Linked DNA regions of Homo sapiens: all the other regions are linked to region 2. Evidence: chromatin loops called from intact Hi-C (ENCODE). Cell type or tissue: PC-9. All regions are shown on one strand. Each heading gives the region's core, and the rest is flanking DNA. Links, peaks and the distances in the headings are about the cores only. Region 1 overlaps ADIPOQ (adiponectin, C1Q and collagen domain containing). Region 2 overlaps ST6GAL1 (ST6 beta-galactoside alpha-2,6-sialyltransferase 1). Region 3 has its middle 26 kb from the start of RPL39L.

Evidence for each region. Peaks named below come from ENCODE experiments on the same cell type or tissue, not always from the same donor. Only the 100,000 strongest peaks of a DNase experiment are listed, where the experiment ranks them.
Region 1: it touches region 2 in a loop (3-fold over the local background); 20 of 110 quality-filtered maps call a loop at or near these places.
Region 3: a loop joins it to region 2, with 6 times the contacts of the local background. A loop is called at or near these places in 2 of 110 quality-filtered maps.

What each region holds. Positions count from the first base shown.
Region 1 is chr3:186,844,293-186,854,423 of GRCh38, forward strand. ADIPOQ (adiponectin, C1Q and collagen domain containing) reads left to right here. Exons shown (of 3, transcript NM_004797.4): 2 at 8,759-8,980; 3 at 9,892-10,131. The coding sequence starts at 8,767. ADIPOQ-AS1 (ADIPOQ antisense RNA 1) reads right to left here. Exons shown (of 4, transcript NR_046662.2): 2 at 9,841-10,131; 3 at 9,486-9,580; 4 at 7,594-8,950. Among named protein-coding and RNA genes, the nearest start is that of ADIPOQ, 6.6 kb to the left of the region's middle. RefSeq lists enhancers at 1-8,758, 1,501-1,548 and a silencer at 1,614-4,432. In PC-9, for the core only: CTCF peaks have their summits at 5,274 (motif pointing right) and 5,476; a DNase peak (open chromatin) is centred at 5,249; H3K27me3 peaks cover 724 bases.
Region 2 is chr3:187,059,917-187,070,047 of GRCh38, forward strand. The region is part of intron 5 of ST6GAL1 (ST6 beta-galactoside alpha-2,6-sialyltransferase 1); the gene reads left to right. Among named protein-coding and RNA genes, the nearest start is that of RPL39L, 75 kb to the right of the region's middle. RefSeq lists an enhancer at 5,718-5,897 and a silencer at 6,845-6,894. In PC-9, for the core only: CTCF peaks have their summits at 2,521, 2,883, 3,182 and 3,992; DNase peaks (open chromatin) are centred at 2,805, 3,035, 4,065, 4,475 and 1 weaker place; H3K4me3 peaks cover 2,865 bases; H3K27ac peaks cover 4,623 bases.
Region 3 is chr3:187,160,259-187,170,389 of GRCh38, forward strand. No RefSeq gene overlaps it. Among named protein-coding and RNA genes, the nearest start is that of RPL39L, 26 kb to the left of the region's middle. In PC-9, for the core only: CTCF peaks have their summits at 1,389, 5,022 (motif pointing left) and 5,222; a DNase peak (open chromatin) is centred at 5,113.

The DNA.
Region 1 (10,131 bases), core at 809-8,808, 220 kb before region 2:
ATGCGCCACCACGCCCAGCTAATTTTTATATTTTTAGTAGAGATGGGGTTCACCATATTGGCCAGGATGGTCTCGATCTCTTGACCTCATATTCCACCTGCCTCGGCCTCCCAAAGTGCTGGTATTACAGGTGTGAGCCACTGCGCCTGGCCGAGGAGTCTTAAGCTGAGATCACAGCATTGCACTCCAGCCTGGGCAAAAAAAGCAAAACTCCATCTCAAAAAAAAAAAAAAAAAAATAGACACAAGACTGGCTCCTTGTCTTTTTTGGGGACAGGGTCTCACTCTATCACCCAGGCTGGAGTGCAGTGGTGCAATCACAGCTCACTGCAGCCTCGATTTCCCAGGCTCAAGTGACCCTCCCATCTTAGCCTCCTGAGTAGCTGGGACTACAGGTGTGTGCAACCATGCCTGGCTAATTTTTAAAAATTTTTTGTAGAGATGAGGTCTCACTATATTGGCTGGGGGGCCTCAAACTCCTGGGCTCAGCAGTCCTCCCACCTCAGCCTCCCAAAAGGCTGGGATTATATGCTTGCTCTTTTTAAGGTGGCTGTAGGGACAAACTTTCCACCTACTCCTTGTCAAGCCAGTGGACCGGTGGTCCCAGACATACGGCTAAAGTCAAGAGGTGATGTCTTTTGGAGAGATACTTTCAATCAGGAATTTCAATCAGAAATTCAATCATGTGGAGAGAGACTTATCCTAAAAATGTGGTGGTGCGTGGGATGCTCTGTTTTATTAGTTCCTTGACAGTATGTATGTGTGTGAGTGTGTGTGTGCGCGCGCGCACACTCATTTGGATGGGTGTGTATGTGTGGGGGGGGGTGGTGCGTACGTATGTGGATGTGTGGATGTGGTGTGTGGGTGTGCGCGTGCATAGGTGGAGGTGTGTGTATGGGTGCGGGTATGTGTGTGTGTTGGGCATGGAGATATTGACAGCTCTCCCAGGGCTGAGTGAAGGCTTTCGGGCAAAGCTCCTGGGAGCTAGGCAAAGCTGAGTTGATTCCTGGTTATGCCATTTATTATTGGGTTGCACCGTGTGAAACTGCCAATATTCTACACTTTGACTTTTATTTATTTTTATTTTTATTTTTTTTGAGACAGAGTTTCACACTTGTCACCTAGGCTGGAGTGCAGTGGCGCGATCTCAGCTCACTGCAACCTCTGCCTCATGGATTCAAGTGATTCTCCTGCCTCAGCCTCCCAAGTAGCTGGAATTACAGGTGCCCGCTACCACGCCTGACTAATTTTTGTATTTTTGGTAGAGACGGGATTTCACCATGTTGTCCAGGCTGGTCTGAAACTCCTGACATCAGGTAATCCACCCACCTCAGCCTCCCAAAGTGCTGGGATTACAGGCATGAGCCACTGCGCCCGGCCCATTTTGACTTTTAAAAATGGGAGTTTGATATAATTCAATCCAGTGGTTGAATTAGCTAGCATCGTTCCCTCTCCAAGTCTCAGGTTCTCCTACACGTTAGAGTCAAAAGCAGGGCTATGGGAAGATTAAGTAAAATAAATTTTGAAAATGCCTTATGAAAATTACACTCCAAAGAACTCGCGCCAGTGTCAGTGTTCTCATGTTCCTCATCTCACATGATCACATTTCGCGGATTAGGAAGCTGAGTCTGAGAAGCTCCGTGTAGTGCTTTTTCGGAGGCACCGTGATGTGATGGAAGGCTCACTCGTTAGGAAGTCAGAACAGAGTCTCTGAGGGATCATCTCCTTAATCTGTCAGTTTCCTCATCTCTGAAGTTGGGCTCATTTCCTTCCTTCATGGAGTTATTGTAAAGATGAAGATAAATAACGTGTAAAATCTAGCATGGGAACTGGCTTCTATAAGGTTCTAATAAGTGCATTCCTACTCCTTCCCCTCAGCCTTCCCATTTGTAAAAGCAAGGCAGGGGTGAGGTGATTTCTGGGGCTCCTTTTGGCTCTGACATTTGAGGATTTTGTATACTTTTTTTTTTTTGAGACAGAGTCTTGCTCTGTCACCCAGGTTGGAGTGCAGCTCAATGCAAATTCCGCCTCCCAGGCTCAAGCAATTCTTATGTCTCAGCCTCCTGAGTACCTGGGATTACAGGCAGGCACCACCACCCCCAGCTAATTTTTTTGTATTTTCAGTAGAGACGGGGTTTTGCCATATTGGCCAGGCTGGTCTTGAACTCCTGACTTCATGTGACCCACCCATCTCAGCCTCCCAAAGTGCTGAGATGACAGGTGTGAGCTACCGTGCCTGGCCAATTTTGTGTGCTTTAATGCCCTTTTCTGCTGGAAGAGTTGGCACCAGGTTTGGTGATCTCTTTCCCCCACACGGCTCTGCCTCCTGCCAGTCCCAGAGGGGACCCTGTCCTTGCATTTCACAGGATTCTGCTGTTGCAACTGAAATTCCAGTAGGTCAAAGTGAAATTTCTCATACACTTTAACATGAAGATAAATGATCACAGTATGGCCCTTTAGGATCCTGAGAACATCACGGTCATCCCCTGGTATAATTTTAAAAGCAGATGAATCCATGCCTGTGCGAGGTTTGCCAGGAAAGCCAGTGCTGGGATTACAGTGGAAGTCTTTTTATGCTACTTTTTTCTTGTATCCCTCACCCCATGGGGTGGCATATTGAAAGGCAGGATGTGTGACCACGATACTTTTCTCCTCCTGGACTATGTCTAAGAGTCTGTTATTGGGTTCTGAAGATCAGAGTTTAATTTCCGACTCCTCTCTGTGTAGCTCTGGGATCTTGGAAAGCCACTTAACCTTTCTGAAGTCCCCTTTCCTCATCTCTAAAATGCATACACTCATCACTAACATTTACTGAGCACTGACATGTGCCAGACACCATTCTAAGCATTTTACACAGACTACACCATTTGATCTTCCAACAAACAGAACACTGAAACGCATTACAGGTCAGAACAAATGATTTGTGCCTAAGCACCAAGACCGTAGAGCCCGTGCTCCCTATTCTACCCTATCCTGTCTCTCAAAATGATTGTGAGAATCGAATGAGACACTAGGTGAGAAAAGGGTTTTATAAATAGCATTTTAAAAATTTTTTAAAGTCCACAAAATTTTTAATTTTAATACAGATAAAATAGATCCCTTTGTTTTATAAAAAGTAACAAAATTTGTTATACAACAACTATGTTATTTATTAATTTTGCCTTTTTGTATGCTGCCAGGAAAGAAACATTAAGAAATCTTAAATTGATTATGGTGAATCAGAAGGTCTGCCTGGACTTTTTATTGCTCTAACTGTACAGCTGATCATACTACCTCATTTTTTTTTATGACACTTCAAGGGTGCGCTTAGCTTCATCACTCCTTCGTTGCCAAAAGCTTTGTGACCAAAAACAATTAAGCAGATTCCTGAGTCACTAAATGACACATAACCAGAGTTGAGACTTAGGAACTTTTAGTGCCATGCTAAGCCCACAGGGACACAACAAATAGCATTTTACAAAGGCAAAGAATTGTGACACTTGAGATTTAGCTTGTTGATCCTTGTAAAAGTTTTCTTTTTAGGCATAATTGAGTTTTAGATCATAGTACTCACTATTACTTAGTAATAATTTTTTTCTGATAGAAATACAGTGTAACAGGCCGGGCGCAGTGGCTCATGCCTGTAATCCCAGCACTTTGGGAGGCCGAGGCGGGCGGATCACTTGAGGTCAGGAGTTTGAGACCAGCCCGGCCAACATGGTGAAATCCCATCTCTACTAAAAATACAAAAAATTAGCCAGGTGTGGTCGTGGATTCCTGTGATCCCAGCTACTTGGGAGGGTGAGGCAGGAGCATCAGTTGAACCCAGGAGGCGGAGGTTGCAGTGAGCCAAGATGGTGCCATTGCACTCCAGCCTGGGCCACAAAGCGAGACTCCACTTCAGAAACAAAAAAAAAAGAGAGAGAGAAAAGAAGGAAGGAAGGAAGGAAGGAAGGAAAGAAGGAAGGAAGGAAGGAAAGAAGGAAGGAAGGAAGGAAGGAAAGAAGGAAGGAAGGAAAGAAGGAAGGAAGGAAAGAAGGAAGGAAGGAAGGAAGGGTAACAAGCAAAGTGTAACAATGGCAATATCTAAAAAAATAGGTATTTTTATATGTTTGTCGTTTTATATATATGACCCCCACTTTAGAGATGAGGAAACTGAGAGATTAAGGAAACGATCCCTGAGAGACTCTGTTCTGACTTCCAAATCGGTGAGCTTTCCATCGCATCACGGTGCCTCCGAAAGCATGACACGGAGCTTCTCAGACTCAGCTTCCTAATCCGCTAAACGGGATTATGTGAGATGAGGAACATGAGAACGCTGACATGGGTGAGGGTTCCTTGGAGTATCATTTTCATGTGGCATTTTCAAAACTTATTTTACCTAATCTTCCCAAAGCCCTGCTTTTGACTCTAATGTGTCTCCTGAGACTTGGAGAGCGCAAGATGCTAGCGACAGAGCAAGACTCCATCTCCAGATAAATAAATAAGTAAAATAAAAAAGAACACAAATAATTTTGAAAATTTTTTTGAAAATTAGGCACGTTTGCACTGACCTTCAATTGTTATTAATTGCTGGTTTCCCACCCAGAATTAAGTTGGAATGCAACTTTCTTTTACAATCAGAGTCCGTTCTTGGTCTTGGAAACTTCTGAGGCTCCTGTGCTAATCACACTCTTGTATTTTTGGCACCTCTACCCCGTGCCACTGTCATGGAACCCAGGCTGATCGCACCTATTAGTGGAGAAATCTGTCCATAATACTGAAGTTTGGGGACAAACAGTGTTCCCTTAGGGTAGGAGAAAGAGATCTTTATTTTTGACAAAGGGGGAGGAGCCAGAAAACTCCAGAGACCCCTGAGTTTGCCCTCTCTCCAAGGTTTGGGGTAAGCCCCCCGTCACCCTTTATCTCTGGGGCTTTCACATATTCTGGATTCTCTCCTCCTGTTTCCCAGCAGAAAAGGATGGAGCCTCACAGATTCTTCCCATTTCTGGAGAAAAACATGCATGGAGCTCAAAGTTCTTCTCAGGAGTTTTATTGCCAAAGCCATAATAAGAAAGGGTGGAGGTGACAAGCAGTGAGGAAGTTTAAAGATGCATGAAATCTGTAAAGTCTCAGAACAAGAATTCTCCTAAAATGCAAAAGGGGCTTTGCTGGTCTCCCCTTGGCTTCTCATGTAGCTCACCTCTTTTTTCTTATCTTGAGACTAGTCAAACCTAAGCTGTTTCTCATTTTATTTCCAGAAGCTATTGAGAACACTCTCCTGAATTCTTCAAATTCAGTAGAGGGCGACAAATGTACATATAAATGATGGTAGTGGGTCTTAAATAAAGACTCATGACACCTAAAGGGGCAGCACCTGAGTCTGATTGCACCTGTTTCTGTTGCTGTTTCTGTCTCTCTTCTCTCTGTCTGCCATTTCATTATCAATGGTTACTTTACTTATAAGATCATATTAGAACCTGATATTTGATAAATGATGCATCAGATCTATAGTGAGAGAAAAAATTAATGCAATTAAAGGTGTTGTAACAGCTAGTCTTCAAGTGGGGAGAAATCATTTGAGTACCTTAGGTCACAGCTTACATCAAAACAAAAAATCAGAGCTACATTAAAAAGTGAAATTTTAACTATATCAAACAATAGAAAAAAACAGAAGAAAATTGAATACTTACTAAATCTTAGCATGAATAAGAACTGTTTAACACTTAGAGGCAAGGACTGGGCGTGGTGGCTCATGCTTTTAATCCCAGGACTTTGGGAGCCCAAGGCGGGCGGATCACCTGAGGTCAGGAGTTTGAGACTAGCCTGGCCAACATGGTGAAACCCCGTCTCTACTAAAAAATGCAAAAATTAGCTGCGTGTGGTGGTGCATGCCTGTAATCTCAGCTACTTGGGAGGCTAAGGCATGAGAATCGCTTGAACCTGGGAGGTGGAGGCTGTAGTGAGCCGAGATTGTGCCACTGCACTACAGCCTGGGTGACAGTGTGAAATCCTCTCTCTCAAAAAAAAAAAAAAAAAAAAGCAAACTAGAGCAGTGAGGTACCATTATTTCCTTTGCTCACTAAACTGACAACACACAAATGTTTTTTATAATACCCAAAGCTGATGAGGGTAGTTAAGGTATGCCCTTTTATACACACACTAATGATGTACTACTGGTTGGCAGTATAACATATGCTGCCATGTGGGGATATGTATCAGGAGACTTAAAAATGTGCATACCTTTTGGTCCAGTAATTTACTTCTGGGAATCTGTCATAACAGAATAATAATCTTGGGGAAAGCTACATGCCTAAGGATATTTAAAATATTATTTAAAAATCAAAGTATAATTTCTTACAGAATATAAAATAATATTTTAAAATGAAAATATGCTAAAAGTTTGATGAAATATAAATGGTCAAATATATATTGATTATATCCACTTACTAGACTAGCACTCACTCTGAGACGTTAAAAATAGTCATTATAAAAACTAGAAAATGCCAAAGACAAAATAAAGGAATAAAGTTTTACATAAAGTATGATTCCACTATGTTTAAAAATAAACAGAGACATTCTTGGAGTTGAGTATTGTTTTCTTTTCTGTCATGTCCAAAGAACTATATAACTATTATTTTTAATGAACTATATATGTAATATATACATATAGTTTATATGTATATACAAAATTTATCTCATATATATGATAAAGATGAAAGATGAGTTGGATGTGCCACGTGAAGAGGGTAGTATAGAACCCCAGGTAATGGGGCATAGGAGTGGGATTCCAGATACCAGGCCCATGTTTTTGGGGTGAGATTGCCAATCACGGTCTTTCTTCCATCCCTCACAGAGGAGTAGGTTTGTCTTCAACAAACCTTCAGTTGTCCTGAAGACAAACCTAATTCTGGAGACTTCATATAATCTAGAAGAGACAAGCAAACTGATGAAAAATAGTGAATTTTTAAGGTAAAATAAAGTACATGGACTACACTTTGTTTAGAATCAGATTCTTGGGATTAACCACATTAACCCACAGAGGGTCTTAGTGATGCCTCTAATCCAGGATCCTAGGACCTATTTCTCTCTGTGAGATGCTTTCTCCCAACTCCTTGGTGAGAGTGGGAAGACTAAGACCTCAGCAATCTGAGGTGGAGGCCTAAGATCCCCCTAAGATCGGAGGCAGAATCTGAGAGGGGATAAAAGTCCCTATACCTGTATTGGGCCCTTTTCTGGGAGGGGGATATCAAAGAATGATTTTGAGACAGGGAGGCTTTTGACTACCTGTGCCACTTGAGCTCTTTGCTAGGGCTCCAGAATACATATTTCAAATACATTCCCCCTCCCTCCTTCCTTCCCTCTTCCACTCTTCCTTTTTATCTTCCTTTCTTCTTTTCCTTCCTCCTTCCCTTCCTTTCTCTGGCTCTCTCATGATTTCTTTTCCTCATTATAAAAGTGCTTATTTAGTCCCTACTCTGCTATTAGTGTGTTAGTCTTTGTCCCCTGGTACTTGCTGTTTAATGGAGAAATGGGTGAGCAAAACAGAAATTACAGCAGAGTGCAATGATAGAGCTAAGCCAGGTGTATAAATCCATTCTCACACTGCTGTAAAAAACTACTTGAGACTGGGTAATTTATAAAGAAAAGAGGTTTAATTGACTCACAGTTCCACAGGCTGTACAGGAAGCATGGCTGGGGAGGCCTCAGAAAACTTACAATCATGGTGGAAGAAAGAGCGAAGGGGAAGCAAGCACATCACACAGCAGCAGGAGAGAGAGAGAGAAAGAGAGAGAGAGAGAATATAGGGGAAGTGCTACACACTTTCAACCAGATCTTGTGAGAATTCACCTACTATCATGAGAACAGCAAGGGATAAGTCTGCCTCCATGATTCAGTCACCTCCTACCAGGCCCCTTCTCCAACACATGTCGACGTGCTATTTGGGTGGGGACACAGACCCAAACCATATTACCAGGGCACTGGAGAAACACAGAGGGGAAAGAACCAGCCAAGGAGTGAGATGGAGAACAAGGAGGACTTCTTGAAACAGATGACATCCAAACTGGGTCCTGAAAGCTGAATAGAGATTAGACAGGGGAGGAGGGGCAGCTAAAGATGGCTCAGGCAAACAAAGGGCCAGGGGATATGTTCATGGGATGATGTGTCTCTCGTTGTCTGCTTAACACAAGGTGAGTCTCTCCCTCCCTCTCTCTCTCTTTTTCTCTGTGTGTGTTTGTGTGTGTGCATGTGTGCAAATGTAATATACCCAATAGTCAAACATGTGCCCCAGGAGAGGGGTAGAGGAAGAAAGAGAATGAGAGAGTAAGAAGGAGGAATAGACACAGAAAATGAGAGAGAAGGGGGGAAAGAAAAAGAAGAAAGGAGCCAGAGGAGAGAAGCTGGTTAGCATTGAATGGAGCAATCTGTGTCATCGTACTTGGGAAACCCAAGGATGGATTCTTGGCAAGTCGACTCTTGGAGCTTTCCCTGTGCTTGGTCCTGTGCTCAGACATGGGAAAATTAGAGGAGTGTCATCTGTGCAATCACTGAATTCATAATCTTGGTGAGGAAAGGAGACTACACACAGGGAATAATGCTAAGTATTACAGATTTCAGGGCAGAAAGAGATCAAGGTGGGCTGCAATATTCAGAAAAGTCTTCCTGGAAAAGTTGAATACTTAGAAAGCAGCTCCTAGAAGTAGACTCTGCTGAGATGGACGGAGTCCTTTGTAGGTCCCAACTGGGTGTGTGTGTGGGGTCTGTCTCTCCATGGCTGACAGTGCACATGTGGATTCCAGGGCTCAGGATGCTGTTGCTGGGAGCTGTTCTACTGCTATTAGCTCTGCCCGGTCATGACCAGGAAACCACGACTCAAGGGCCCGGAGTCCTGCTTCCCCTGCCCAAGGGGGCCTGCACAGGTTGGATGGCGGGCATCCCAGGGCATCCGGGCCATAATGGGGCCCCAGGCCGTGATGGCAGAGATGGCACCCCTGGTGAGAAGGGTGAGAAAGGAGATCCAGGTAAGAATGTTTCTGGCCTCTTTCATCACAGACCTCCTACACTGATATAAACTATATGAAGGCATTCATTATTAACTAAGGCCTAGACACAGGGAGAAAGCAAAGCTTTTTTATGTTAACCATAAGCAACCTGAAGTGATTTGGGGTTGGTCTTCCAAGGATGAGTGTAGATGGTGCCTCTATAACCAAGACTTTGGCTTTGCTGCATCTGCAGCTCCTTTTCCATCCCCTTTCCCATCTTCACCCTCATCCCTATTCCCAGTACATTCATATTCTGATTCCTCTTTCTGTCTGCTTAACTTCCATTTCACCCAGTGGCATTCAACCACATTTACTGCACACCCCCTGAAAGGCTCAGTCCTGCCTTTGGGGAACTCTTGATCTAGGTAAGATGTCTAATGTGCAAGGCTCTGTTGGTGGTTACTACAAGAAAGTCTACTCTAAAAATGTCAAACTGAATGTGAACAAGTATTCAAAGTATGGAGCATAGAGAAAATATACTCACCGTGGACCTGATGAAGAATGAAGGCTTCAAGGAGGAGGCAGAGCTTCAGCTAGGCCTTGAATGATGGGTAGGCAGAATAGAGGAGGAGAGACATCCTAGATGGAGGGGGTAGAATTGCAAAACCAGGGTTGATGGTGCCAGCACATAAAGGGCTGGCAGGGTGGAGGGTCTATGATAGAGACCTATAGGAGATAAAGATAGAGTTGAAATTATGGGAGCCTCCATGTCTGTGGGAGATATAGAAGGAGGAGGTAACACCTCTCTCCTTTTGGGAGCTCTTATTGGTTTCTTGATCTATAAGTCAAGAAGGTTGTGAGTGGGAGCCACAGGGATGGTAATTTAGGCTGTAACCAACCTAGGCAGGAGTTCTGTTCTTTGTAGTCACTGAGGTCTTCTCATTCCTTAGGTCTTATTGGTCCTAAGGGAGACATCGGTGAAACCGGAGTACCCGGGGCTGAAGGTCCCCGAGGCTTTCCGGGAATCCAAGGCAGGAAAGGAGAACCTGGAGAAGGTGCCTATGTATACCGCTCAGCATTCAGTGTGGGATTGGAGACTTACGTTACTATCCCCAACATGCCCATTCGCTTTACCAAGATCTTCTACAATCAGCAAAACCACTATGATGGCTCCACTGGTAAATTCCACT
Region 2 (10,131 bases), core at 779-8,778:
TGAGCTATTCAAGGAGGTCAGAATCCCTAAGTAGGTGGTACTTGGCTGTGTAGAAGGAATGTGTGGATGTTGAAAAGGGTGGGATAAGAGCTTTTCAGGAAGAGGCAACAGCATGGGTACAGTTTTGTGTGGAAGGAAATGGGGGACTGGAAGGACTCAGGAAGAGGTGAGTATATGTGGGACTATGTGGTGAGAGACAAGGCTGAAAGCAAGAAGGAGTCAAGCCATGGTGCTGCACCGAGGCATCTTCTTTTTTCAGTGGGGGTAGGGGGGTTGGCCTGTCACCCGGGCTGGAGTGCAGTGGCGCGATCTCAGCTCACTGCAAACACCACCTCCTGGGTTCAAGCGATTCCCCTGCCTCAGCCTCCCGAGTAGCTGGGATTACAGGCGCCCACAACCATGCCCGACTAATTTTTGTATTTTTAGCAGAGACGAGGTTTCACTGTGTTGGCCAGGTTAGTCTCAAACTCCTGACCTCAGGTGATCCACCTGCCTCAGCCTCCCAAAGTGCTGGGATTACAGGCGTGAGCCACCTCACCCAGCAGGGTGAGACATCTTCTTTATGGCATGATCAGATTTGCATTTTGTAACCATCACTGGCTTTCATCTGAGCAGAGGGGCTGCAGTAGATGAAGACACATAGTTAGGAAGGTCTTACAAGTAGTCTGGGTTAGATACGCTGATAGCTTGCACAAGAGTAGGGGTGAAGGTGAATGTGAGAAAAGAATGTATTTAAGGGCTGCTTGCGATTTGCAGTCAACAGGTTTTAATGTCGCATTAGATGTGAGAAGTAAAGGGAGAGGGGCCAAAGGTGCAGCTCAGTTTCTTTCTTGTGTAACTTGGCAGCTAGAAGTTGAAATTAGAAGTCAGCCCCTTATCCATGGTTTCACTCTCTGCAGTTTCATTTATTTGTGGTCAGCTGCAGGCTGGAAATACTAAATGAAAAATTCCAGAAATAAGCAATTCAGAAGTTTTAAATGACACGTTGTTCTGAGTAGTGGGATGAAATCTTACACATCTTACTTTGTCCCTTCCTCATCACAGGAAGAAGGATGGGTACAGTACAATAAAATATTGAATAAATAAGCAAATTCAATAAAGTAGCAGGATCCGAAGTCAACACCCAAAAAATATTCATTTTTTCTATTATGTGCAATAACAATGAATGATCTAGAAAGGAAATTTAAAAAACAATTCCATTTACAATAGAATAGCATAAAAAAGCATAAAATACTTAGGAATGAATTTAACCAAGGAGTTGAAAGACTTATACAATGAAAACTACAAAATAGTTCTGAAAGAAATTAAAGGAGACACAAAAACCTGGAAGACATCCCATGTTCACAGATTGAAAAAAGTATTGTTAAGATGTCAATAATACCGAATATGATATGCAGATTTAATGCAATCGTTGTGAAAATCCAAAAGATATTTCTTTTTTTGCAGAAATAGAAAAAGCTATCCTAAAATTTATATGAAACCTCAAGGGACCCCGATTAACCAAACAATCCTGAAAAATAAGAATAAAGCTGGAGTTCTCTCACTTCTTGATTTCAAAAAATACATATGTTACAATAATCGAGAGAGTGAGGTACAAAGACAAACATATAAACCATTGGAATAGAATAAAAGTCCAGAAATAAAGTCTTGTATATATGTGTAAATGATTTTTGATGAGTGTGTCAGGATCGTTCAATGAGGAAAAGACAGTCTTTTTAAGAAATGATACTGGGAAAACTGGCTATCCACATGCAAAAGAATAAAGTTGGACCCTTACCTAACACCAAAAATAAAAATTAACTCAAAATGGATCTATGACCTAAATGTAGACCAAAAACTATAAAACTCTTAGAAGACAACATAGGGCAAAAACTTTATGACATCAGATTTGGCAATGATTTCGTCATTATTACACCAAAGGCATACATACGTAACAAAGGAAAAAATATACAAGTTGGACTTTATGAAAATTAAAAATAATTGTATATCAAAAGATACTCTCAACAGAGTAAAAAGACACCACACATAATAGGAGAAAATATTTGCAAGTCATCTATCTGATAAGGGATTAATGTACAGAATATATAGAACACTCTTCAAACAACAATAAAAAAAATCAAATTACCCAATTTAAAAATAGGCAAAGGACTTGAATGGACGTTTCTCCAAGATATACAAATGGTTAGTAAGCACATGAAAAGAGACTCAACTCTTTTTTGCTAGGGAAATGCAACCCAAGAATACAACACAGCACCACCTCACCCCCATTAGGGTGGCTTCTATGATCAGAAATCGGAATCCGTGGGCACTGTTGATGGGAATGGAAAATGGTCAGCCACTGTGGAAAACAGTACGGCAGTGCCTCAAAAACTTAAAAATGGAATTACCGTGTAATCTAATAATCTTATTTATTGGCGTATATGTACAGAAATTGAAAGAAGGGTCTTGAAGAGATATTCATACCCCCATATTCAGACTACTCTTATTCACAATAGCTGGACTGCAGAAGGAACCCAAGTGTCTGTTGATGTTGAATGGATACACAAAAGCTGGTTTATACATACAATAAAATATTATTCTAAAAAAGGAAGAAAATACCGAGATTGGCTACAACATGGATGAACCCTGAAGACATTATGCCAAGTGAAATAAGCCAGTCACACACACACACACACACACACACACACACAAAATACTATATGAATGTGGTTGCCAGGGAATGTGAGGTGGGAGGGGGAATGGGGAGTTACTGTTTAATGAGTATAGAGTTTCAATTTTGCAAGACTGAAAAAGTTTTGGAGATGGTTTGTGGTGATAGTTGCACAACAATACAAATGTACTTAATATCACTGAACTGTACACTTAAAAATGGTTAAGATAGTCAATGTTATGTTATATGTATTTTAATACAATTTTTAAATTGGAAAAAATGTCAGTAGGGGAGACAGTCACAGAAGTACAAACACTGTATGATTCCACTTTATATGGAACACCTGGAGTAGAAACAAAGTAGAATGATGTTTGCCAAGGGCTAGGAGGAGAAAGGAATGTGGAATTGTTGTTTAATGAATACTGTGATTCATTTTGGGAAGCTGAAAAAGTTCTGGAGATGGTGGTGATAGTTACACAACAATAGGAATGTACTAAGCTGAATACTTAAAGTTGCTAAAATGGTCAATTTTATGTTATGTATATTTTAAAAGCTTTCTTTTAAATCAACAGGGAGAAACCAGTTGATAGAGGGAGAAAGTGAATATACTAAAAAGAGGAGAAAATGATTAGTTACCCACAACATGATGGTGGTGGAGCCAAAGCGTAGTGGAGGATGAACCCCAGCAGGCGGGAGTCAGAGGGAAGAAGGTGCGAGTGGTGTAGCTGGAGGCAGTCAGTATTAGAAGGATGAGAGGGCTTCTATTTTCTCTGCAAAGTGGCATGCAAGGCCAAGTCAGAAGGAGGCTGAGGGGGAAAGAGGTTTTAGTAGAGAAGGTTTGAACAAAGAGATTTATAATTGTCATTGAGGTGAGTGGGACCGTCAGTAAACCTGATGAATGGAGTAGGATTTCCAGGCCATGCTGGGCTACTTTGAGGTTGAAGAGAATGAATTTAGAGAGAAACCAATCTCTGTTTGATACATGGATGGTAGGATCTGGAGGTGAGCAGGCAGCAGCAAAGAGGAGAGGGGAGAGGGGAGGAGCCCTCCCTGAGCACTCTCTTGGACTGCGGAGGCTACCTACTCTCTGAGCACTTCTTCGTGATGATTCAGTCTTCCTCACTGTGAAGAACGAAACCCCAGTCCTGCAAAGATTTGAAACTGTATTTAAGGCCAAAGTAAGGTTGCCTGGGAATTAAGAGTACTGGAGTCAGGCAGGCTTTGATCAGATCCCTCCCCCAACACTTCCTGTGTGAGTGACTTCAGCAAGTTGCTTTACTTTACCTTTCTGAGCCTCATTTCCCTTACTTGTAACACAGAAATATGAATAGTTACTATCCAGGGTTTTTTTTTAGGATCAAAGGAGTTACTATGTGTGGAGCATGTCACCCAGAGGCTGGTATGCAGCAAGTGCTTTGTAAATAGTAGCGATGGGCACTACTGAAACCTGAATGTCTGCCTCTGCCTGTTTGCGAATGACTCCACCTTCCCAAATCCCAACAGGGAAGGTGAGTCAGCTTGAGACCACTTGAGAGGCATCTAGCAGAAGGGAGGCAAAACTTCTGTTAAAGGATAATTTTTAGGGAAAAAAAGGTAAGATGATGACTCTCATACAGATATTAAAAATGAATTCATCATGAAGATTTTATTTTACTCGTATGATGGAACCAGGCAGATATTACAACTGGTTCAAAGGAAAAGTCAAAGCAACACAAATTTGGAGTAAAGGAGTTGAACTAGTTTTTCTGTGAGATAAGGCAGGGGGAGGGGAGAAATCAATTGAAACTCTCCTGGGCAGCATCCTGCCCAGTAGGCACATGTATTAGTTGCCTACAATTCACAAAGGGTTGCGAAATAGCTCCCGTGGAATCAGAATCTGACAGGGAGGAAGAGTGTGCTCAGAAAATGCATGGCTTTCTACTGAAGCAGATTTTTTTCCCATTACACTTCTAGATCTCTGTGCACCATTGTGCCAGGGCTGCGAGGAAGGTGGCCCACTTCCCGGGATACACTACCCACCCTCAAGAGAGCCTTTCCTGCTGCTTCTTAGGCAAGTCAGCTCTCTTTTCTCACCTCCTGTAAGCAACACTAAGTATCTGGCTGTTCCTTTCGTACTCGAGTCCTGGCCGCTCCATGACAGCACTTGTGGTGGTACTGAACTGTGATGGACACTTTCTATCATTGCCCTTTCTTACCTTGATATCCTAAAAAGCTGGTGGTCTGTCTTCTCTATCTTTTGTCCTGGTCAGTTATCCTAACTATTTTGTGTCTGTTTCTGTGGATTAGTAAACGGGGTCCCCACCCCCACTCCACAAGGAGAACATCTGGCACCCAGAAGTCACTGAGAGAATAGCTGTTGCTTTGGTAGAATTCTGCCTCTGAGTGGCTTGTTCTTTTCCCAGACGGAGAGGTCTCCTGACAGCAGCTCTCTTCTTTTTCTTTTTTTTTTTTTTTGAGACAGAGTTTTGCTCTTGCGCTCAGGCTGGAGTGCAGTGGTGCACTCTCGGCTCCCTGCTCTGCCTCCTGGGTTCAAGTGATTCCCCTGCCTCGGTCTCCCAAGTAGCTGAGATTACAGGCATGCACCACCATGCCCAGCTAATTTTTTGTATTTTTAGTAGAGACAGGGTTTTGCCATGTTTGCCAGACTAGTCTCAAACTCCTGACCTCAGGTGATCCACCTGCCTCAGCCTCCCAAAGTGCTGGGATTACAGGCATGAGCCACTGCGCCTGGCTTTAGCAGCTCTCTTCTAAAGCCATCTGGACCCACATTTGTTCAGCTCCCCTCCCTTGGCCATGATGAAGGCATGCAAAACAAAAAAGGCACTTTTCTTATTGAGAAGGTGGCTTTTTATAGAGAATGGTGTCATACTGTTAGGTTTCAGGCCAGCAGACCTAGTCAGGCATGTGACACTTCTGTGCCAGGTGTGGCTATGAGAGTCAACAGGAAAAATGATATATGTAAATGGACAGGTCTTTAAATAAATGCAGTTTTGACTATAAGAGTAAGAAGGTTTCTGTGAGACTCAACTCAGTACCTCCTGTACCCTGTGGGCCTGAGAGAGGAGACAATGGGACAAGAAGACCCAGTGGCTTCCTTGGAAGCTTTTGTGCTAGCTGGAGAGAGAAGACCTACTTCCTATATGCCTAGCAACAGTCCACACTGACTGGACTGCAACCAGGACATTTCCAGATTACTCAGTGGGGCTTATCTTGAAATAATAGTTGATGCCATTTGTTAAATATATTATATATACCATCTAAGGGTCTTACATGCCTTCTCTCATTTGATCTTCATGGCAAACCCTGTGAGGTATGACCACCAACCACCATTTTACCTCAGAACTCAGGCTCCCAGAGTTTAAGTTGCTCACAGGAGCCCAGAAAGTAAGCGACAGAGGTGGGATTTGGTTCTAGGTGTTTGCCACCAGCACTTTAAATCACCAAAGCTTTCTGGAAGCTCCAACTTTTCTTCTCAAGATACTGAAAGACAGGTATCTGGATGGGTTGGCAGGGCGGGTGGGAGGTGGGCGAGATTTCCATCAACAACGGGTCTAAAACCAGCGATGGTGAGCTGGGTGATTTTGATGGAACCCCTGCCATACAGTCTATTAATATCATAATTGGAGCTAAAATTTAATCATGATGGCAATCATGAGTTCTGGGGCTTCTTGATTTGGGCCAGCAGACACAGTCTCAGTCACTAGTTCTCCGAATCAGAGAAAGGATGCCTTCAGGCTGTGTCTTCACATGGCTTTTCCTCTGTGCGTGGTGGAAAGAGAGAGCTCTGCGGGTCTCTTCTTGTTGTAAGGACACTGGCCCCATTGGATTAGGGCCCCACCACATGACACATTTAATCCTAATTACCTCCCTCACAGCCCTATTTCCAAACAGGGTATTAGTCACATTAGGGATTAGGGCTTCAACATAGGAATTCTGGGGGCACACAATTCAGTCTATAACAGAGGGAAAACAGATTTGAGAAGAAAAAAGTCCAAAATATGCACAGTGGTAATATCTGAAGATGTGCGTGCGTGCGTGTGTGTGTGTGTGTGTGTGTGTGTGTGTTTCTATTCTTGCATTTTCTAACTGTCCCCAGTGAGTATTTGTTACTTTCTAACTGAGAAGGTTACTTTAAACAGTGTCTTGAGCAGCAGCACTCCATGCCCTGGTGTAGCCTTTTCCTGGCAGATGTTCCCCAGGGCTCTGCTGCTCTGCCAATGACTTATTCTCAGCATGAACTCCTCCCCTGCCCCCTAAGAGGATCTCCAAACCCAGGTCACACTCCCCCTGCAGGTAAGTACAGGCGTTTGAGAACAGCTTTATTCTTCCAGGAACAGCTGGTCCCCTCAGCAGGGCCTTACAAGGTGGTTATGTCTAAATAAGGCACCTGAGGCCAGGAGATGTGACATGGTCCATCTAATACCATGGAGTGAGTTAGACACAGAGCAGGACTGGAACCCATGCTTCCAATTCCCCATCCAGTTTTAAGGCAATCTTCTTTTCTTTCTTTCTTTCTTTTTTTTTTTTTTTTTTTTTTTTTTGGAGACAGAGTCTCTGTCACCCAGGCTGGAGTGCAGTGGTGCGATCTTGGCTCACTGCAACCTCTGCCTCCGGGGTTCAAGCGATTCTCCTGCCTCAGCCTTCTGAGTAGCTGAGATTTCAGGTGCCCGCCACCACGCCTGGCTAATTTTTGTATTTTTAGTAGAGACGAGGTTTTACTATGTTGGCCAGGGTGATCTCGAACTCCTGACCTCAAGTGATCTGCCCACCTCAGCTTCCCAAAGTGCTGGGATTACAGGTGTGAGCCACTGCACCTGGCAAGGCAACCTTTTTTTTTTTTTTTTTTTTTGGTAGAAAATCTTTGAACTTCATATAGATGGTGTTAATGTGGGTGAGTTCAGAGCCATGTGTAAAGTTCCAGGAGGGGAGTGCTTGCTGGCTTCTCCCTTATCCCTCAACCAGATCCCAGCCCCAGCCACTTTCTGTTTCTCTTCTCTGGATAAAACTATCATTCATCTTCACCTGTTTCTATTTTCATGGATTACTGTCTCATTCATCTCAAGTAGCTCAAGTGAATGGCTGTTTTTCCATTGGATACAGGAAGACTGAGGGTGACCTGACCCTCATGGTGTGCTTGCTTATTTGAATGTCTGATGGTTTTATGGGTGTAGTCCTGCTGGAGCAGAAAGAATATCTGTTAGGAGCCTGCCTCTGGGCTCTGGTTCTAACTGTGCCACAAACTCATCGTAGCCTTAGACAATTCTCTTGTCTCTCTGGGCCTCAGTTTACCCATCTGGAAAATGATGGGTCTGAATTTAATACCTTGAGTATCATCCAGCTGTGACATACTACAACTCAGGCAAGAAGCAAATTCTCCTGACACTCCATACTCCTATCCAGTGTTCTCTGACGTCCTTCCCCAAGAGCTGTGGTACCCTACCCTGCCCACATTATGTGAGGCATTATAGCACATAGGTTAGAAGTGTGGTCTCTGGGCCGGGTGTGGTGGCTCATGCCTGTAATCCCAACACTTTGGGAGGCCGAGGCAGGTGGATCACGAGGTCAGGAGATCAAGACCATCCTGGCTAACACAGTGAAACCCCATCTCTACTAAAAATACAAAAAATTAGCTGGGTGTGGTGGCACATGTCTGTCGTACCAGCTACTTGGGAGGCTGAGGCAGGAGAATCACTTGAACCTGGGTGGCGGAGGTTGCAGTGAGCCAAGATCGTGCCACTGCACTCCAGCCTGGGCAACAGAGCGAGACTCCATCTCAAAAAAAAAAAAAAAAAAGAAGTGTGGTCTCTGGAGCTAGACCTAAGAATCCAATTCAGACTCTCTTACTTACTGACTGTGTAATTTGGACAAGTTACTTAGCATTTAGCATCTCTATTTCTTTAATCATAAAATGAACATATTAACACTTACTTCCTAGGGCTGTTGTGAAGATAAACTGAGTTGAGGTATGACAGTACCTAGCATGTAGTAAGCATCATTAAATGGTGTCTGTTGTTTTCACATATTGTAAAGAAGAAAGCTTCGTGCATCTCTTGGAATTTCTGAGGACGGTGAAGCCACAGCTGGGAAAGTCTCAGGGAGCCAGGAGTTGCTGGCCTCCTGCTTTGCATACTCAAAATTGCTGGAAAGGGGCTATAGCAGGGGGAGACATTTTTTAAAAATCCCAGTTATTGCTATTCCTCATGAGTATGTATATATCACCTGGCATCAGTACTCTGCATAGAAAGAAGCATAGCTAAAGAAAAGACACTTTGCTTTTAATATAACAGCTGTTTTCAGGGGAATAGGGTGGATGAGGATAGGGAGTACTGGCCCTCTGTCCTCAGGCCTCCCTGTCACCAGCTCAGTCACGTCTATCTTACAAATCCCCATCTAGCAGGAAGCCTGCTCTGCCCTTGGACTATAGACCTGAAGGGCTGTTGTTAAGTTACAACGTTCCCAGTGGAAGGAGGACAGTACTTAAAAGTTACAAGATGTGGGTTCTGTTCTTAGTTCTTATGGCCTGTCAGCCAGGGAACTCCTGGCCAGTAGTCTCATCCTTGAACTTCTTCTTTTTTTTTTTTTTTCTCAAGACGGAGTCTCGCTCTGTCGCCAGGCTAGAGTGCAGTGGCACGATCTTGGCTCACTGCAACCTCTGCCTCCTGAGTTCAAGCTATTCGCCTGCCTCAGCCTTCCAAGTAGCTGGGATTACAGGTGCTTGCCACCACGCCTGGCTAATTTTTGTATTTTTGGTAGAGACAGGGTTTCGCCATGTTGGCCAGGCTGGTCTTGAACTCCTGACCTCAAGTGAGCCCAGCCCTCATCCTTGAACTTCAAATTTCCACCCCACCTTACTCCCACAGGCATATACCAGTTGTTCCTTTTTCTCTGTTCTTATGCAGGAAATGGCCTGAGGTCCAGGAGTCCCCTTGGTCCCCTTTTTCCCTCACTCTCAACATTCAATTAGTCTTCACATCTACAGCCGACAATTGTAACTTCTTTTCTTTACTCCATTATTTCTTAGGTGACAACAGGAGCTTCTTTGTGGTCTTCTTTTTTCTAAAAACACTAATTCAGAACTCTAGCATGTTTAGATCTTCCTTACTTAAAACCCTTTCCTGGTCCCCATAACCTACTGAAGAAATCCTAAGCTCCCTGGCTTGGCCTCTGTCTACATTTCTCTGATCTCTTCCAGCTCTTTCTCTGTATCCTAGCCATACTGAACTACTTGCAATTCCCAAACAGGGTACACACTGTACTAGTTGTTCCTGCAAGAGACAGGAACACACATCCCCCCACACTAGCTTAACAAAACAAAAAATGCATTTCTCTCTCATGCAAAAGAAGTCCAAAAGTAGACATTCCAAACTTAATATGGTGTTCCAGTGTCAGAATCCAAGTTCTTTCTACTTTGTGGGTTTGCCGTTCTCAGCATATGACTTCCACTTTATGGTCCAAAATGACTGCTCAAGCTCCAGCCATCA
Region 3 (10,131 bases), core at 1,191-9,190, 100 kb after region 2:
GCACTGAGTCAGTTCCTTGATGGGGGCCACAAGATTGGATGAGCCAGTTTATTGATCAGGGTGGGGCCAGCTGATCCACCACGTGCAGGGTCTGCAAAATATCTCAAGCACTGACCTTAGGAGCACTTTAGGGAGGGTCAGAATCTTGTAGCCTCCAGCTGCATGACTCCCAAACCATAATTTCTAATCTTGTGATTAATGTTAGTCCTACAAAGGCAGTCTGGTCCCCAGGCAAGAAGGAGATCTGCTTTGGGAAAGAGCTGTTATCATTTTTGTTTTAAACTACAAATTATAAACGAAGTTTCTCTCAAAGTTAGTTCAGCCTACAGCCAAGAATGAACAAGGACAGCTTGGAGGTTAGAAGCAAGATGGAGTCGAATCAGTTAAGTTAGATCTCTTTCACTGTCTCAGTCATAATTTTGCAAAGGTGGCTTTGCTGTCAGTCTGGCAGCTTTATATCAGGGTGAGATCCATAGAACTACAGATTTCACTGTGAGTGGGAGCTCTGTACTGAGCTGCCTGGTTGTCACCAAAGCAAAGTTCCTTGCTTCTTTTTTCTCTTTCTTCTACATTATTCCTCTTCCTCCATTAAAAAAAAAAATTTCTTTTCTTCTTTGTCTCCCTTATCTCCATTTCTCTTTTCTTCTTTGTTTCTAAGAGTTCTGTATCTTCCCTTCTCTGTCTTTTTTCAATTCATTTGACACACATTAGCTGTATCTATGTAACAGGGTGTGTATTAGGTGATGGGTATATAAAGGTGAGTAAGATGAGATCCTGTTTTCCTGTAACCTAGTTCATTGTTGGCATCAGAACTACAACCCACAAAATAAAAAGAATCATTAAGAGAGTGTGGCATTTCAGGTGCTTTATGTACATTCTTGAGTTTAATTGTCCTAAAAAATTAGTAAAGTAAGCATTTCATTTAATGGATGAGAAAAGTGAGGCTCAGACAGGGTCGCAATTAGACAGCGGGTGGACAAAGCCCCTGCATCTTGTTTCTAACCCAACCCTTTCTCATTTGCTCTTCTCTTTTTTCTGTTTGTTATTCCCATTCCGCTTCCTTCTTCTCCTTAACACCCACTCCTGTTATCTACACTTTTTCAAGCCCCTTTAGTTCATCAAGGCAACTGACTCCTAAGAGGTCCCTTGGGAGGGGATAATGTCCAGGTGTGTAGGTAGAGAGTTAAGGGAAGAAATTTTCCCTTTCAAATTCTCCCTCTGTGCTTCTGTTTCTCTAGCTTCCTGTTTCTCCCTGGCCTTTTGTCTCCACATTCTGAATTCTCTCCTCCTATTTCATGCTCTCTGCCCTTTTCTCTCTTTCTTTTCTCTTCCTTTCTCCCTTTGGTTCTTTCTGGTATTCTTAGACTGTCTTTTTTCTTCTCTCCTTTCTTCATTCCACTCTATCTCACTTATCTCAAGGACTCTCCCTCCCCCTTCCCCAAGTCTCTCTTTGTCTCTCAGTCTTTCTGACTCTGTCTCTTGCTTTCTTCTTTCTCCATTCCTGCCCTTCCTACCTCTGCTTCCCCTAGTGGCTTTCTTCTTGCTCTTCTGTTCCTTGCTCTTTCCACCCTGGCCAAGAAGGACAGTGAAGTTCTGTCCTTTCTTTTTTTTTTTTGCTCTCTCTCCCCTTTATTTCTTCCTATTGTTCTTGTTTCTGACTGTTCCTTGGCTTCTCTTCTTCTTTTTATTACTCTTTCTCCCTCTGTTTCTCCCTCTGAGTCTCTGCTTTATTTTTTCTAAAGATTCCCTCTTATTTGTGCTCCTTTTTTTGACCCTCCTTTCCTCCTTCCTTCCGTCTTCCCTTTTGCCCATTTATCACTATTATATTTTCTTCCTTCCTCTCCATCCACTTTCCTCTCCCCGTTTTCCTTTCTTACTTTCTCCCCTGCTGTGATCTGCCATCTCCTCCAGCCACCCTAGCCAAAAAAACAGTGAAGTCCTGTAGCTGCTACCTCCTTCTTTTGGGCTTGTGGGTTTATGAAGCTGGGACATTTTTCCTGTTCCGGGGCCTCTCCCTCGGCTGCTCCCCTCTGGGCAGTGTTAATAGGTCCAGGCTTGCAGGGGGATGACCTTGGCCGTCATACTCACAATGCTGAGAGAGGCCAAAGAAGTCAGGACCCCACCCCCAGGGAGAGGGATCATCTTGAGGAGCATCCAGAGTGGGGCCTCCTTGCTGCATGAAGTCAGAGTCCATGTGGAGCAAACTGTTTTTCCCTTAACTCCTCCTCTCTCCTCCCTCACATGTGCAAAGGCACCCCCTTGAAAAATCCTGGTAATGGTGAATTTTATGAGGGAGCAGCTGCCATGGTCGTGCTCTCTCAGGCCTCTGAACTTTGAGTTACCCAGCTCTAATATTGATCAGGCAGCCTCAAAGAACCGTTTAGCTTGGCCTTATGTAGGCAACAAGAAGATTCGAGTCTGCTTGCATTCTCTTTGCAATGATTCCTGAATACTCTTGCTTATACCTCCTTCTAGGGAGTGACTATGTATGTGGTCAGTGAGTATTCTCCATTCCGAATGCATATTTAGCTGAGGCTGAGAGGAGGCCCTGTTGTGGGTAGGTCCTGTGCTGTGTATCCCACATTGCCCATGTCTCAGCTGAGGTGGTCTTCCTGATATAGCTGCTTCTTGGGTTAGGTATCCATTAAGCCAGAAAAATTATGATTGCTAATGTGAGCCCATCAGGATGGGCACAGTGGCAAATTCTGGGACCATATGAGTAATCTACCTATGGCTGAGCCCGAACCTATAGCCAGTGCTTTCTCTGATAGGCTCTGTGCATGCTGCTAGGATTGTGTGATGCTGCACCTCTATCTAGATGAATGAAGGCTATAAGGGAAAGCCACAAGTGACTCCTGGAGTCAGAGTTGAGAGAGAAAAATTGTTTCTGGGAGAATCAGGAAAGCTTCCGGGAAAAGATGGCTTTTGAGCTAGCCCCTGAAAGTTGGATTTGCTTTAACAGTTAGAGATGGGGAGAGAAGCAGTGGAGGTCTCTTGGAGGTTTTGTTAAAGCTGGTCAGTAGATCCTAGGCTTTGCTGGGTAGGAAAATTCTGATCCATGAAATTAATAGGCCGGGCACAGTGGCTCATGCCTGTAATCCCAGCATTTGGAGAGGCTAAAATGGAAGGACCACTTGAGCCCAGAAATTCAAGACCAGCCTGGGCCACATAGGGAATATTTTGTATTTTGTCACTATAAAAATAATAAAAAATATTAGCAGGCATGGTGGTGCACACCTGTGGTCCCAGCTTCTTGGGAGGCTGAGGTGGGAGGGTTGCCTGAATCCAGGAGGTTGATGCTGCAGTCAGCCATGATCATGCCGCTGCACTCTAACCTGGGCAACAGAGTGAGACCCCCTCTTAAAAAAAGAAAGAAAGAATGAAATTAATAGGTGTGTAGTATGAAGTAGGGATGAAGTACCAAGGGAATTTCTGGGCTCATAACTTGAAGGTAGAAATCTGTAGGTGCTTGGAAGGTAGGAGTCCTGGGCGAGGTTGTGGCTTGTTTAGTCGCAATGGGCTGCAGCGAGAATATGGTGATGTCAGAGTAAGATGCCAAGGTGTGGCTTGCCTATAGTCATTAAAAGCGTGGGCTTCAGAGTCAGACCAGCCTACGTAGCATTTTCGTGCTGTGTGGGTTTGGTCAAGTTCTCTTTGAGTTTGTTTCTTTATCCTTTAAGTGGCTATAACCATGGAATTTACCATGTAGGTAATTATATTAAGATTAAATGAGATAATGCATATCAAGCACTTAGCATGGTGCTCGTACATAGCAGTTGCTCAATAAAGCTTGTCTAGCATTAAGTTATATAGATTATTGATTTTTTTGCAGCATACTTTATCACTCAATAATTATATAGTAACCTAACATTGTTTCATAACTATGTTTACAATGATTACATTGTTGCTTTCCATGACTTTCTATTTTTTTTATTTTTATTTTTAGCTATACCTGCTGGAATGGGACAACTTTCTATCCCATCTTCCTTCAGTCAGATCCCCTCAGCTGCCCACCCCTGCCCTCACCCTGAGCCTTTCTGCTCTATTCTGATGGTTTTCTCAGGTTCTGGGAAGGGGTTTATTCATTTACTTTTCTTTCAGGCCCTCTTTTCACATGTGACTAGTCGGTCAAGACTTTGTGCAATCTTTTCCCATCTGGATCGTTTCCTGAAAAAAATGTTTTTAAGTTTCTGGTCCATTCATGACACTATTCCTTGTTGTTCGGGGTATTACAGATGATTACTCAATATTTTTGAACTTTTTGGTGTTTTTATAAAGTTTGGGTGGAAAAAGAGCTAAGAGTGAGGGCTCCAAAGTACGTTTTGACATGGACAACTTGGTAAGTTCCCTGCCCCAGTGTGTAGGCCCAAGGGGGTGGCAATTAGGATTAAGCGTCTGACAATCCTGATTTCCACAGAAGCCCCACTTCCTGCTCAGAAAGCGTGTTCTCCTGCGGCTCACCTCCTCACGAAGTTCCCAGTGGCCCTACAGGACACACGGGCTGTCTCCCTGGTAACAGTTAAGCCCTCACTCCTTGACCTATCAGTCCTTTTATAACTTAGGCCAAGGTTTAAATTTTAGCTAAAATTATTACTGCATTCCTCCAGAAGAAACTCATTGTGTGGACATACTGAGATTTATCTAATCGATTGAATCTCCATAGATTTATCTAATCTGTTGAACATCTCCATCAGTTTTGATAACTAATGATAGTTGTCAAAATTCCTGTTTTACCTTTAAAAATAAGAGCTGAAACAATAGCCAGTGGGGACTACTAGAGCGGGGAGGGAGGGACAGCGGCAAGGGTTGAATAATTATTGGGTACTATGCTCAGTACCTGAATGATGGGATCATTTGTACTCCAAACCTCAGCATCAAACAGTATACCCAGGTAACAAACCTGCACATATCTCCCATGAATCTAAAATAAAAGTTGAGAAAAAAAAAAAAAAATTCTTACCACGTTAAATAAATAAAGAGCTGGATTTGCTGCCCCCTTGTGTCTTAGAACAGCCATAACAACATCATCATTTGTATCCTTTCTTATTCCTTACCAGCTCGGGTTTCACCTGGCCTGATTGCTCAAATTACACCTCGGGGGTTAGGAGACCACATCTCTCAGTTGCAAAGAGCTCTCCTAAGGGAAAGGCTTTTATTACCAGGACCAAGTTCAGCTCTGTCTGACTGCTAAGGTTTGAATCATCAGAACAGAAAGAAATTTGGCATGGAACAGATTTACCAAGATACAGTTAGCAGGTACTCAGGTACCAAAAAAGATGTATTTTATAATATCACTAACTCAGATACCAAGCGCTACTCAGAAAGCAGGCTAGGAAAATTCATTTTAATGGATGTTTCATTCTTTTATTTACCTGATGTTACTGAGTGCCAGACACCGTTCTTGGCATTAGAAAACAAAACTGAAGAAATACAATAAGCAAATAGGCAAACAACTACTGCAATATAATGCTAGTTAGTGATAAGTACTAACATGAAAATGAACTAATGGTAAATAAATAGAGGGTAATAGGGTGATTTATGGAAACCACTCAGAGGGTGACATGCAGAACTGTGAATGAAGTAACAGCAAGACATGGGAAGGTCCAGGGAAGAGTGTAGGTAAAAGAAACTGCAAGGGCAAAAGTGTTGAGGTGGAAAGAGTCTGGTATGTTTGAAGAACAGCAAGAAAGTCAGTATGGTAACAGCAGAGTGAGGGAGGCTGAAGTGGCAAGAGATGAGATGGAAAGATAGGTAGACCTTGTATGTATGATGAGAAAATTGGATATTACTCTGAAAGTGATGTGAATCCATTGGAGAATTGAGCAGGGGAGCAGTATGATTTAAATTATATTTCAAAGCTGTCATTCTGACTGCTGGGCAGAAAAATGAATCTAGGTGACAAAAAGGGAAATAGGATGGTAAAATAGAAAATTATTGCAGACAGAAATATTCCCATCACCCTAGAATATAGACTGCCCCAAGACAGAGTTCTTTATTGCTTAGACCTTTGTGTCTTAGGTTAGTGATCACTGGAGTTAGTGTGGGTCATGAAGTTGATGAGAAGCCCTACTGGGCCAGGGCTCTCTTTTCCTTCTCTTGTTACCACATAAAATTTGTATGGGATTCAGTTGACCTTTTTAAAGAAGGATGAAACTCCTGGTTGAAAATTGAGCTCTGGTAGCTGATGAGATGGCATGTAGGCACTCCCCCAGGGTAGATGACCTGCTTAGGAGAGGTGAGGACACTGACACAATGGCTGGACAGCAGGTGAAGGAAAAGCTGGGGAGGGGACATGTGCCCTCACCTATTCTTAAATAAATATTTTGGGATAAGGAGTCTTGTCTTAAAGCTCCTCACATAGACAAAAAGAAGTGAAGGAACTGGAGAATGGGGTGGAGTAGGATGTGGAAGTAGGATGACTAGAAGGTACAGAATTACCATCTTCAGATATCTGAAGGACTATTTTTTTTTTTCACAGAAGGATTAGCATTGTTTTCTCAGCCTCCCGATACAGAGAAGAATTAAAAAGGCGGGATAATATTTACAACCTGTATTAGTCTGTTCTCACACTGCTAATAAAGACATACCCAAGACTGGGTAATTTCTAAAGGAAAGAGGTTTAATAGACTCACTGTTCCACATGGCTAGGGAGGCCTCACAATCATGGCGGAAAGCAAACGAGAAGCAATGGCACATCTTACATGGCAGCAGGCAAGAAAGCACGTGCAGGGAAACTCCCATTTATAAAACCATCAGACCTCATGAGACTTATTCATTTACTTGAGAATAATATGCGGGAAACCACCTCCACGATTCAATTATCTCCACCTTGCCTCACCCTTGACACATGGGGATTATTACAATTCGAGGTGAGATTTGGGTGGGGACACAAGCAAACCATATCACAACCCAAAGCAAGAGAGTAATTTCCATCAGAGCGGCTAATGGTAAGGTAGGCTGCCTTGTGGAATGAGGTTCCATTACTGTAAGCATTCAAGCAACAGTGGGAGGCCTGTGGGTGAGTGTGCCAGACTCCCAGATGGCACCCAGGGATCCTTGCCTCCTGGTGTTCATACCTTGTTTAGTGAATAGCATTAACTATGTAACCAATAAGATACTGCAGAAATGACAGTGTTACTTCTGGTACTAGGTTATAAAAGACATTGTGGTTTCTACCTCCCTGGTATTTAGATTATTGCCTCTGGAAAAACCAGTCTTCATGTCAGGAGGACGCTCTAGCAGCTTTTTGAAGAAGCCCATGAGATTAGAAACCTGAGGCCTCTTAACAACAGCCAACAATGCAAGTGAGCTGTTTTAGAAATGGATCTTCCGACTCCAGTCAAACTCTCAGGTCATTATGACCCTGGTCAACATCTTAACTGCATCCCGATGAGAGACCCTGAGCACAACTGACTCAGTTAAGCCATGTGTTAATTCCTGACCCACAGAAACTTTGAGATAATAACTGCTTTGGGTGAATTAAGCCAAGTTTTAGGACAACTTTTTATGTAGCAATAGATAACTAATTTTGTGCCGTACAAGAAATTCACACTTCAGCTGGAACTGAAATCAAATGGCTTTCTGAAGCCCTTTTTAGCCCAGATCTTTGGTTTTTGACAGTCACTTTATTGGAAAAGAAGTGAAGTTAGACTCAGCTCCCGGCCATCCTTAAGATATATTTGCCTCTTTTCTCTCTAGCTAATTTTAGCAATCCTCCGGAGCACTGGGCAGCCAAATGTTTCAGCTACCTGGACAGGGCCCAAGGCTGGCTTTCGAGAGATGCCATTACATTATAGACTTTATCACTTATGTGTTGCTACAGAGCTCATATTGAATAATTCTCTAGACACTGAGAATAGACAATCTCATTAAGTTTTTAAAAATAACGCCATGGATGTATATACAAATTAGGTGCTTATATGTAATACATACATACATATAAATACATATTTACATGTGGATATACCTTTTTAGGCATATATGCATTTAATCAAATAACTCACATGTTATATATGTATGCATAAACAAAATAATCTATATAGACTTGACTTACTAGAAATCTGACATTTCTAAAAGTCATCACAGAGACCACATTCACCTCAAGAGCTGGACAAATACTACCAAATGAACTAAAGCCGCTGCTACTGTCTTACTAACTAATAACTTATCAGTTTTACTTGAAGGAGAAGAATAGTCATTAAAGGTCCTCGAACCCTATAAACATCTCTACCACTGTGGGAGCCTATCGAAATTTTTGTATAATTTTTCTGATTGATGGTCAATTGTAAATACCAATTTAATGCTTGTCTCTGTACTGTGGTCCCCCCTTATACATGGGAGATACATTCCAAGATCCTCAGTGGATACATGAAACTGCAGATAGTACTGAAACCTAAATATACTACGTTTTTTCCTATACACACATACCTATGATAAATTATATGATATATGATAATTTATAAATTACACAGAGTGGGCAGAGTGTGGTGGCTTACGCCTGTAATCCCAGCACTTTGGGAAGCCAAGGTGGGCAGATCACAAGGTCAAGTGATTGATACCATCCTGACCAACACGGTGAAACCCCATCTCTACTAAAAATACAAAAATTAGCTGGGTGTGGTGGTGCATGCCTGTAGTTCTACTCAGGAGGCTGAGGCAGGAGAATCGCTTGAACCTGGGAGGTGGAGGTTTCAGTGAGCCGAGATCGCGCCACTGCACTCCAGCCTGGGTGACAGAGCAAGACTCCATCTCAAAAAATGAAACAAACAAACAAACAAACAAAACTTACACACAGTAAGAAATTAACAATAATAAAATAGAACAATGATTAGATATACTGTAATAAAAATTATGTAAATGTGGTCTCTCTTTCTCAAAATATCTTATTGCTCTGTGTTCACCTATTTTCAAACCATGGTTGACCATGAGTAACTGAAACCATGGATAGCAAAACCTTGGATAAGGGGGGAGCTCATGTACTAAGCACCCCAGAAGGATGTGCAGACCACCTCTGCCTTTGGTTTATGTGGAATGTCACCCCCAGCAAAACCCATCTTGTGCTAACAACACACAGTTATGGTGTTTCTGTAAGAAACCTTAACTTGTCCTGAGAATTTGAAGAGGAATCCTTCCGCTTCCAGAGATCTTTGTTATTCGCTCTCATGACCTATCTATCTTGGCATGATGTGATGGTTGTATGAATGCCAGCAAATCACTATAGACTCTAAGTTCACTGACAGCAGAGTCTGCCTTCTTTGTAAATAAATACTTTACTCTTACCACACATACTGAAATATAGTAGAGTTCAACAAATGTTTCTTAAATGATGAGGGGTCTTTTGGTCTTATATAGTTCAGGTGGTTGGGGTATGGAGTAAAGGATTTAAATATTTGGCCAATCAAATTAAAAAGGGAAGCTGTCCTGGATTTGTTTTAAGTGATGATCCAGGGCAGAGGATTTGCTCAGGACTTAGCAGTAGAATGATGCTCTACCTGAAAAGCTTGTTTGTTTTTGCTGAGTAGGTACTGAGCACTTTCTCACTATTTTTCTCTCCCTTCTCACATTGGTAGCTGCAAACATAGAGCTTGTTTTGTGGTACTCCTATAACACATGTATACATCTATGCCCCAAATCCAGTCCTGGATCCATCTTATTTACAGTTTTATTCCCTTTTACCTTCTGCTTTTGTTTTTACTATTAAAATTTTTTTTAAATTTCAAATTTCCAAATGCAACTCCTTGAAATTCTTCATAATCATTCTTCATAATTCCTCATAATTCTTCAAAAAGAATTCCTTAAAATCATCTAATTTAGTACATAATTAAGTTGTCTGTGTTATCTCAAACATGCCTTTTTATAGTTGATTTGATTCAGTCAGAAAGTTCACATATCACATCGGGTTGTGCGTCTCAATTCTTTTTAACTTTATAGCAGTCCTCCTTCCCCCTCTTCTTCTTTACCATTTATTTATTTGGAAAAAAAATCATGTATCTTGTAGAATTGCTCACATTTTGGACTTTGGTGATACATTCTTGTGGTTTTTGTCTGAGACGTTTCCTCATACTTCGTATTTCCTCTAGACTATCTACAGGCCTGATCAGGTATGTTTTTTTTTTTTTTTTTTTTGGAAGT